Regions from separate parts of the Homo sapiens genome. Here region 2 is linked to region 1. A link is a loop called in an ENCODE intact Hi-C map of the cell type or tissue named here. Cell type or tissue: endothelial cell of umbilical vein. All regions are shown on one strand.

Region 1 (5,000 bases):
GGTCAGGAGTTCAAGACCAGCCTGGCCAAGATGGTGAAACCCCGTCTCTACTAAAAATACAAAAATTAGCCAGGTGTGGTGGTGGGCACCTATAATCCCAGCTACTCGGGAGGCTGAGGCAGGAGAATCACTTGAACCCGGGAAGCAGAGGTTGAAGTGAGCCAAGGTCGCGCCATTGCACTCCAGCCTGGGCGACAAAGAAAGACTCCATCTCAAAAAAAAAAAAAAAGAAAAAAAGAAAATTAACTGGAAGTTTGTCTTTAAAAATATTACAATAGTTTGAACTAGCATTATCACCTAGAGTGAAATGAACATTTAAAATCTAAACCTAAAATCATATTTATAAGTATAAATGTATATTAAAATATTTGCAGTTTCCTCAAGATATTTATAGTGTCACAGTTCTAAAGTTATGAAAATCTTTCATCTTTTATCAAATATTAAAAATCATACACTCAAAAAAGCCCTTATTAGAAGAACTCTTCTTCTAAGAAAACATAATATGTTTAGCTAGAAACGTTAGTATGAATGTACCAATGTTAAGGTTTTTGTTAGCTGAACAGGTTGTTGCTAGGATAAATATAAACCATTGATATATTATAGTGTAAATAACCATATATGAATGTATTTCAGTCACCAGACACAAATGAAAAAAATTCTTAATAGATCATTATAAAATGGAATTGTTATTATTGTTATGCAAGTCCAAATTGGGAGGTCATTAATTAATACAATGGTATATCTGTCATTATTTCAAGCTTTATCTTATAAAGCTTGTGTTTATTTTTCTTAGTTTTTATGAATACATGAGATGCTTTTTTTAACTCTGCTGTTAAGAAGACTGTACTCAAAGACATTGGGAATGTAAATATATATTAAAGTATATAGTGTATAGTGTAGCCATAGGCAGGTTTATTTATAAATGTCAATGCTATTTTGTTGTGAAAGTTCATTATGATGACAGTTTTAAAAGTAGGGCCAATTCAAGAGTGTTTATTACATACCAAAAAAAGGAAAAAATATTTACCTTGTATTTTTTGATGTCTGGGGATAAGATTAATTTATAAATCGATGTGTTGCATTGAAATAGCAAATGTAAAAACCAGTCACAAATACTAGCCTTAAAGGTAGAATGTGTGCTGTTTTTATAAGGCCCTGCTCATCATTGAAACCAGGTGACTTTAAAAATAATCTACAAAATTAAAAAATTTGAAATTTGGTTTAAAATTTTAAAATACCTCAGAAAAACAATAAAAAGGAAATTATATACTGCATTTGTCACAAATCTGACAACTCTAATACAAATATGCATTTCTCTTTCTTTGACTGTATATAAATAAGGCCAAATATCTAGCTTGTTAAATTAAAGATTCACCTGTATGTTTTCTCCACCAAATATTTGGAAACTCTTGAAATTTTTATTCGATTTTTTTAGATCTCACTAAGGTTTTTGATTAAGATCTTTTTTATTTTCTCCTCCCCTCCTATGTTCCTTTAAAAATAACAGCATATCCATTTTAACAATATAAAACTTCAGTTGATATTTTTTAGAGCTAGTAAAATTGCCAATCTTATAATACTAAAATTCTTCCTTCTTCAGAAATCTTCTTTGGAGTGAATAGAGAATAATCCACAAAATAAATTTAATTCCTTAGAAGTTTGTTATTTTTAATGGAAGGATGTTTTCCATAAGCATTCTTCAAATAGCTTTGCTCCATACCTTCTCACTTTTTAATATTTGTATCATTACGTGTATCAATTTATTTATAAATTAATTGAATTCTGCATACAGGCATATATGTGCTGAATGTGTAAATGAATATGTATTTGTCATCTTTAATGTATTTGAATTTGGCTGATGCACCCATAAAAAAAGCCTCCAGCATATTTGCATAATTAAGCATAATATTATGATAAACCATTTCAAGGGAAAAAGTTGGTCTTACAATCACAATATGTTTATTTTTTTAACCTTGTAAATTCAGAATACATTTGTGGGAAGAACTGGAGATAGAAAAGATCGGCTTTACCTTCATGAAAAGAGGTCAAATGTTACTTTAATTAATCTTGTGTTATGCCAAAAAGAGTATTTATATAACACATAAATATTAAGCATGGCTGGTACAATTTTAGGGGAGCAAGAGTATTCTATTCCTTCTAGCTTTCACATAAGAAAAGAATTCTAGAAGAATTCTTGATTAAGACTCAAGTGTGCTACAGCTTATGAATTTGTGTGTGCACACACGTGTGTGTGTATGAATGTGTCTCACCACAGAGCCTGAAAAATAGTGTTCAATACATGCCGTTTGATTAATTCTTACTATACCTCCGAGTTATATCATCAGAACATATGTGAAGGTGACTAAGCAAATGGATCTTTTAAAAGGATATTACTTTTACATTTTATTATTAATATTTTTTAAAGTAAACCTCAAAAATTGTAAATTCTGGGAATCACACTATTGTTGTGAATTAATAATAAATAATATAATTAATTATATTATAATTAAATGATTGCTAGTTTTATAGATAGAAAATTCATGAACAAAATAGAAAATAATTTAACCTATGGAGAAATGTGTGCATTAAAGTTTCATCCCAAGGCTAAGTCAGTACTGTAGTTATTGGTGACATCGTGTGGTTGATGCTGGTATCGACAGCAGAGTCAGAGCATTTCCTAAAAATTGGTTAAATTACTATAAGCAAAATTAAAGTCTTAAAATGCACATTGTCTCGATTAAATTTGAAACAAAAAATTTCACCTAAACCATGACTAAATCATTCATCCCTCAAATTCTAGACCTCTTTTAGAATATTGTGGTATGCAGACACATGAAAATTGATGCATTACAATAGTACACAGCAGAGAGTACTCCGGAGCAGTATTTTTCACTACAGTACTTGCTACTTTCCTTTAAAAAAAAAAAAAAAACACAGTTTTAATTACTAGAGTTGGGGAACAGTTGTTCTCTCCAAAAAAAGGGTAGAATTCTCTATTCACTGTCTCACATTTTTACTTGAAAAAGTTATCGTTGTTAAAAGAATTTTAAAAACTTAATTTGCATCCTATTTTTATTTAAATTACCTCTGATATTTTAACCAAATATTATCACTGCTGGAGAGCACCTAATATTACTCAATATTATTTTTTTCGTAATAGTAAAAGGTGAACTAATTTTGTTTTAAACTTTGAGGTTAATTTTTTAAATGAGAGTTCTGGTTTTTAATATGGTAACTTTGACCTCCACAATGTCATGCTCCTATAGTTTGACAAAATAGGAGGTTGCAGATGTTAAATATAGCCCTGTTCTCGTAGAGGAAAGGCAAGGTTGCAAGGCAGGATTTCCAGCACAGATTGTAGTAAATGCTTTCTGAGCCATCTTCCTCACACAAAGAAGCGGTGATAATTCCTTCCGTGGACATTCCCAGTCGGTGCACATCTCTGCACCTCCCCCGCCCTCCTGAGGCTCTTACCTGGTTTCTGCATAACATCATATTGCATAGTGCAGAGACCCCTGGGGAACTTTCTTTCTCTACCTGGGGAAGGCCTTCTAAACTCTAACATAGCACCACCTGAGATATTAATTTGCGACTCTTGCTAGGGTTTAGTGAAAGCTAATTCCCTAGAGTAACTATTATTGTACCATGCGATACTGAATGAAAAGCTCCATCGTTCTGTCTCTTTTTAAAATTCAGACTGCTAAATTCAACGGGATAGGGAAGCATAGATAACATTTATTAATATAGACAATTTTCACTGGTTTTAAAGGAAGATGGTTATGATGGGTACTGATATGAAAAAAAATATTATGGTCAGTTATGTCTCAAGACCAAAGTCACAGGAAATATAATCCTTATTTGACTATGAACATGTCCCAAAGAAAGCACAGGTATGAAGTCTTTTTCCTGAGCTTAGATGACTGAGGAAATCTGGGGTTACCTGGCACTGCATGCAAGCTATTTTTGGAGAGAGCCAAGATCTGCCTCTCATCAAGAAAGATGCCCCACCATGATAGCTGGTTATTGAACTGGTAGCATTGACAATTGATGAGGTGATGTTATCACCTTTGAAGTGCGGGTCACAGGAGGGAAAAAGGGTGCTCTTGAGGGTAATGAGATACAAAACCAGCAGAATCACACTGCCATTGCCCAGAGCTAAATTAAAACCGGTAAGGAGAACCCCTTGGAATATTTTTTCTTTCTACACTTGGGGCCAGTCTTGGGATTAATTAGCTAAATTCAGCTGAAATCCCTGTTTTCCTCAGTAGGTTTCACTTAATTACTTTATATGTTTCCTCATCCAGGTGTAACATGACAATATAAGTTAAAACAATTCCCAGTAGTACCACCTTGTGAAAGATATTCCCAATTTTCCCTTCGTGTGTGGCACAAAGGGTAAGAATGTGAGGAAATTGCATATCGAACAACTGTTCCAAAATTAGCAAATTGTAGCTGAATTTGAGACGGTAATTTTCACTCTTCAGAATCTTTTAATTGTAGATCACAAAAATCTTATCTTCTTTGTATTAAACTATTTTGGTAATTCGGTCAGGTGCCCATTTTCCCAATCTACTAAGTATATAACTTGAGGTAAAAGTAACAAAAGTTTCACACATACTTCAATTACTGAAGACTAGACAGTTTTCAAACGTGTTTTTTTCCACATCTTAACTCCATGGACCTCACTTTTTTGAACAAAGTATGTGGTGCCATTTTGGACATTTAATTAACTGGCACATCTTGTAAAGAATTCACACATGATCTGTAGCTGTTTTGAGGGGGTTGCACATCAGATATCAATGAGGGGCCAATCAGCCACTTGTGCATGTCATTTGTACAAGTGTGTTTTCCCATTCAATTTTGGCTCCACTCTAAATGACAACGTCAGTGCTTGAATTTTTTCCACAGAAGGCCAGGAAGCACTGCATTCCCTAAGCTTGATGTGACAACCTTCAACCAAAGGCTGAGCTTTTGTTATTAAAAAAAAAAAAAAAAAAAAA
Region 2 (5,000 bases), 1.3 Mb before region 1:
TGTCACCGAACAAAGAGGAAGGATGGTTAAAACACAGAAAATAGATGAACAGAGAGACTAGGTAATAAAGTATCACAGACGAACTTAATACAATGCTATTAATCAGAATATCAAAGAACATAACTGCGTTTTCCTTTTGCAAGCTTTATAAACCTATCTTTCGTTTGTCTCCTTAACAACCCTTGTGCTCCAAGCAGTCATTAACTAGGTTTAATGCAAGACTTTTACAGACTCATAAGGAAGAAAAATGGAAGAACTGACTTCCTGCCTCTTTGGCACATAGAACTGCAGTTGCAATTGAAGTGAAAGGAAAAGCATGATTCTAGAGGAAAAAAAGTGCATGCCACCATTATGCCTTACATATTCTAGTCTCCACTTTAAATAACTTCCTGCCATAAGGTGGAGCTATATCCTATCAAGAGAAAAGTATTGGATATAAGTTCTGGCAAAAGTCCACTTAGATTATTTTTCACTTGGCTTCTTGTAGTTTGTGATTTTAAAAAGTTAAAATGCATGGCAGCAAATCCCAAACCCACTACCAACTGATGTAGAAAGAGTTGTTATATTGGTGCAGCTAGGATTTTTAACGTGGCGAAAAGGTGTGTGAAAGCAAGCAGGACCTTGTTTTTTAGCTTATGCTGTAAACACAGCTTGGGGGAAACTCTTTGAAGTACTGAGATCTGAGGTGGCAGGGTTTGAAGCCCCCCGAGGTAGTACAGAGAAACCTCAGGTATCTGATAGTGTTTGTTCTTGAGTAAATCATCCAGAGCATCAAACAGAGTGTTGACAAACAAAACGAAAAAATATAGTGCTTTATTTAAAACACTATATTGTTGCATATACTCATGTTAAATAGGAGCTTGCTAAAATTTATGATGCTGAATTATATTAGCTGCAAGAGAGGTTTTGCTTCTCAGTTTGTAATTGTGAGAGGTATGGCCATGAAAACCCCCAACTGAGTTATCTGTAAAACCCTAGTATCTCCACCCAAAGGAAAAAATGATTCCCTGAAGAGTGAGAGCACTACGGGTTTCCTGATAACACATCAAGGGTAATCGAGATAAAGGAGAATGGCTCAACAGAAGTGTGTGTTGCATGACTCCCTGGGCAGTGCTGTCTATCTGGAAATCAATTATTAAGGGCAAGGTATACCAGCTCATAGCTGGTTTGGGATTTCCTTAGTAGAAATTTGCATATAAACCTTTCAAACAACTAAAACCTATTGTAAAATCCAAGGATGGGGTTGATCTTGGTGGAGAAAAACGTCTATCTAATAAGAACTAATATTGGGACATATTTGTTACACCAAAATTTATCTAATGTGCAAATCTATGTCTCACTTACTGATAACATAATTTATCAGAACATGTGCAACATAAAGAGAATTTGTAGTACATCCCTTATTACCTTCCTAGACACTCAACACACTTTTACAAACACGGAAAGGTGTTATTACCAGAGTGCTATAAGATGGCTTGCTATTATTAGCTTCACATCTCCGGATGATAAAATCAGCACTGTTGAGGGGATGCAGAGCAAAGACAGGACAAAAGAATAGAGTCAGGACAAGTAATACAACTACTTCTATTTGAATATTTGTGCTAAGCATGTTACTAGATACTTTATATGCACTCTCTAATTTCATCCTCACCATAATCATGTGAAGATCATACATAACATTATAATTTTCATTTCATGGTTTTAAACACCTGCCTATGATCATACAACTACTAAGTGGTAGAACCAGGAACCCAAACTCAGGAAGTGTGATGGCAGAGTTCTCAAAACCACTGCATATCTGCTGAAGACAATTTCTCTTCTTAAACTAGTCATTCAACCAATGTATATATGTTCCCATGTTGTTTATTAACAGGCTAGCTAGCCCTTTCTCTTCTAAAAACTTACTGGAGAAGACACCATCTCTCCTTCTATATATGAGTCATCACTGGCTCCTCATAGAACCTTGTGCATTCCAGTTACGCAAGAAACATTTCCTGAATATGTAACCCTCAGTCCAACTGGGAAACCTGTACATGCAATGAGTCACCCTGTTCATTTATATAATATCCCTCCCCTCCCATATCTTTTCTTTCTTATGTATTTTCATTTTACCCTGACAAATGCATGTTGTTTTTTTAAAAAGTATGCTTTTGTTGTTGAAACAAGGCTCTTATCCATTCCCCTAGGCATTTTGTCTTCTAACTTTGAAGATCTTTCTGCTTTCTCTACTACAAAACACGACTCACAAGGCTTTGCCTTTTGCCACTCCCCTGAGTCTCTGAGCTACAGCTTCACACTGTAGGGGACTGTCCATCCATCTAGAGCACCTGGGGTTTAAGGTGTAAGCAATTTGACTGTAATTGCTTCTTTCCAGCAGTTATTCCTTGAAGTAGCGAAGGGGGACATTTGGTTGGTTCTCTTTTTCTATCTACATAAATAGGTATTGGAACCAAATCCAAAGAGCATGGCGTATTTAGAAATAAATGTTACCCCCCTTGAGGAGAGTTTTTAGCTATGCTTTTGTCTTATTCTTTTCTTGGATTATGTTTTAGCAGAACCTTAGTTCACTCTTTCCATTTCCGTTTGATCTGTTGATTCCTCTGGGGGAACTCAAACTTAGGTTTTAATACTATATTACTTAAATAAATCACACGTTCTTTTTTTTTCTCTCATATCTCCATTTTGAATTGATGTAATACAGTATTGGACTCAACTACTATTTCTCAAGCTGTAGGTAAAAAGCATTTCAAAGATATCTTTTTATTATAAGATTTTGGTTCTCTCAAACCTCCTTACCAGTTTTTAGTAGAGGATAGCAGATATGGTTTCACAACAGAGAATGAATGGGTTTGAAAGTATATTTAGTAATTTTTTGTCTAGCTTGTGCTTCATTTCTATTTTATGCAAAGAATTACACTAGTATGGTCTTCCTTGTCAAGGGAAATGTTATGTGAGTAACAGGATATCTTCATATATACTTTAATGCAGAATTTAAAACATTTTAAAGGGTACTGAGACAAAAATTAAGTGCAATCTGTATAAAAAAGGCAGTTAGTGAGGTGGGCTATAATATTTTTCTCTTCTATGTTTATTTGCTTCACATACCCAGGTGTTCCAGCAAGTCCATTCAGGTGTCACTTTTTTGAAGAAAACAAGAGCATGGTTTACTAACAACCTACCCTAAGATAAGGAGGTCATTCACCTTCCTTCTCATGTGTTAGCATACTATCAGAGTGTCTTTGACCCTGGAGAGAAAATAAGCCAATGCATAGAAAAGTCAGCCTGTAATAATGTACTTGCACAATGATCCAGATTGACCTGATACAGGTTAAAATCTTGACGAAGAAATTGCAAGAGTAAGAATGGCACCATCTCTCTAGTGGCTAGGGAACACTTTACTACTGTCTGATATGGTTTTGCTCTGTGTGCCCACCAGAATCTCAGCTTGAATTGTCATCCCCATAATCCCCACGTGTTGAGGGAGGGACCGTATGGGAGGTTGATTGTATCATGGGGATGGTTTCCCCATGCTGTTCTCATTATAGTGAGTGAGTTCCCATGAGATCTGATGGTTTTATAAATGTTTGACAGTTCCTTCTTTACACTCTCTTCTCTCTCCTGCTGCCTTGTGAAGAAGATGCTTGCTTCTCCTTTGCCTTCTGCCATGATTGTAATTTTCCTGAGGCTTCCCCAGCCATGTGGAACTGTGAGTCAATTAAACCTGTTTTCTTTATAAATTACTAGTCTCATCTATTTCTTTACAGCAGTGTGAAAATGAACCAATATACTTTCCCAAAGTAAGTGTGGAATTTTGTTTATTATATATTATTTATGAGATCATCTCATTTTAATTCAATGTCTTTCCATTGTAAAATTCATAGTTGTTGAAAAGCAGTTTCAGAGAAACTATACACACATTGATTAGAAATTAATGTTATTCCCTTGAAAACACTGATTTCCTCTAAGGGCAAACTCTCCTGGCATGCTATCCTTACACCATCATTTTTGATAGAGTGACCATTCAACTTATCATCTAAATCAGTACACCTTTCAAAATAAAATTGGATACCATTAATAATTACATGGAGACAATAGGCACAAATTGAGACTGTTCTGGGAAAACTGGGGCATATGATTACTACTCTTATAATACACTATGTAAAGTGACACGTAAAGTAAGTGTGTCAATTTCTAAGGTCTTGGTGACTTGAGACCCTGCCTCCTGTTACTGTGGTGGCTAAGACACAGACATCAGAAGCTGGAAATCCCATAACAAATGCAGCACATATTTTTGTTATGGTGATTTTTTTTCTTATTCTTGCAAGGATAAATGTAGTATATTAAGGAATAGATTAAGTAGCTTATACTACTAGAGGGAATTTGGATGTAACCAGGATAGATAGGATAGAGGACTGTGTGGAAAGGGGGTAGTTCTTCATCTAAATCCATGAGGACACCTTTCTTGACTCCTCTGAGAAGTCTACAGAGATGGGAAAAGAACACTGTCCTTGGATGATTTTGAGATCCCCTAAACAGTAGATGTCTCTGTATCCTTCGGTCTCTTCTATTCTGTAACTATGCCCTGTGTGATCCCTGGGTATTCCACTTAATTGCATGACATTTCATCCTTGTTCAGTAATTATACTTGTGCATAGTTATGAGTAAAGTGATTTTCCTATATATGCATTAAAGTTAAATTTTGCTCCTGGGGTTTAGTGCATGTGCCTTCTAGTGGCATCAATAAGGAGCATGTGTGCTTCTTCCTGCCATGTGTGAGAGAAGAATATGGTCAATTACGATAGTGAAATTTACTAAATGTGATGATAAACACTTTTAAAAGCAGCTCAACAAATGATTATGGATTTCACACTTTTACTAATTGCTTCAATTTTTGACTGAAATAAAAATCTTCCACTTGCTTTAGTATGGTGGGATAGAGATCTCTAGAATATATTACAAATATCCTCAAAGTTTGTCTCACTGTGCATGTTACCCTTTTA

What was found. Peaks named below come from ENCODE experiments on the same cell type or tissue, not always from the same donor. Only the 100,000 strongest peaks of a DNase experiment are listed, where the experiment ranks them.
Region 2: a loop joins it to region 1, with 13 times the contacts of the local background. A loop is called at or near these places in 3 of 110 quality-filtered maps.

Annotation. Positions count from the first base shown.
Region 1 is chr9:74,568,486-74,573,485 of GRCh38, forward strand. All of the region lies in intron 1 of RORB (RAR related orphan receptor B), which reads left to right. Among named protein-coding and RNA genes, the nearest start is that of RORB-AS1, 72 kb to the left of the region's middle. In endothelial cell of umbilical vein, a CTCF peak has its summit at 2,634; a DNase peak (open chromatin) is centred at 2,676; H3K27me3 peaks cover 140 bases.
Region 2 is chr9:73,269,254-73,274,253 of GRCh38, forward strand. All of the region lies in intron 1 of LOC101927281 (a long non-coding RNA gene), which reads left to right. Among named protein-coding and RNA genes, the nearest start is that of ANXA1, 120 kb to the left of the region's middle. In endothelial cell of umbilical vein, no CTCF peak of the experiment used is centred here; a DNase peak (open chromatin) is centred at 1,998.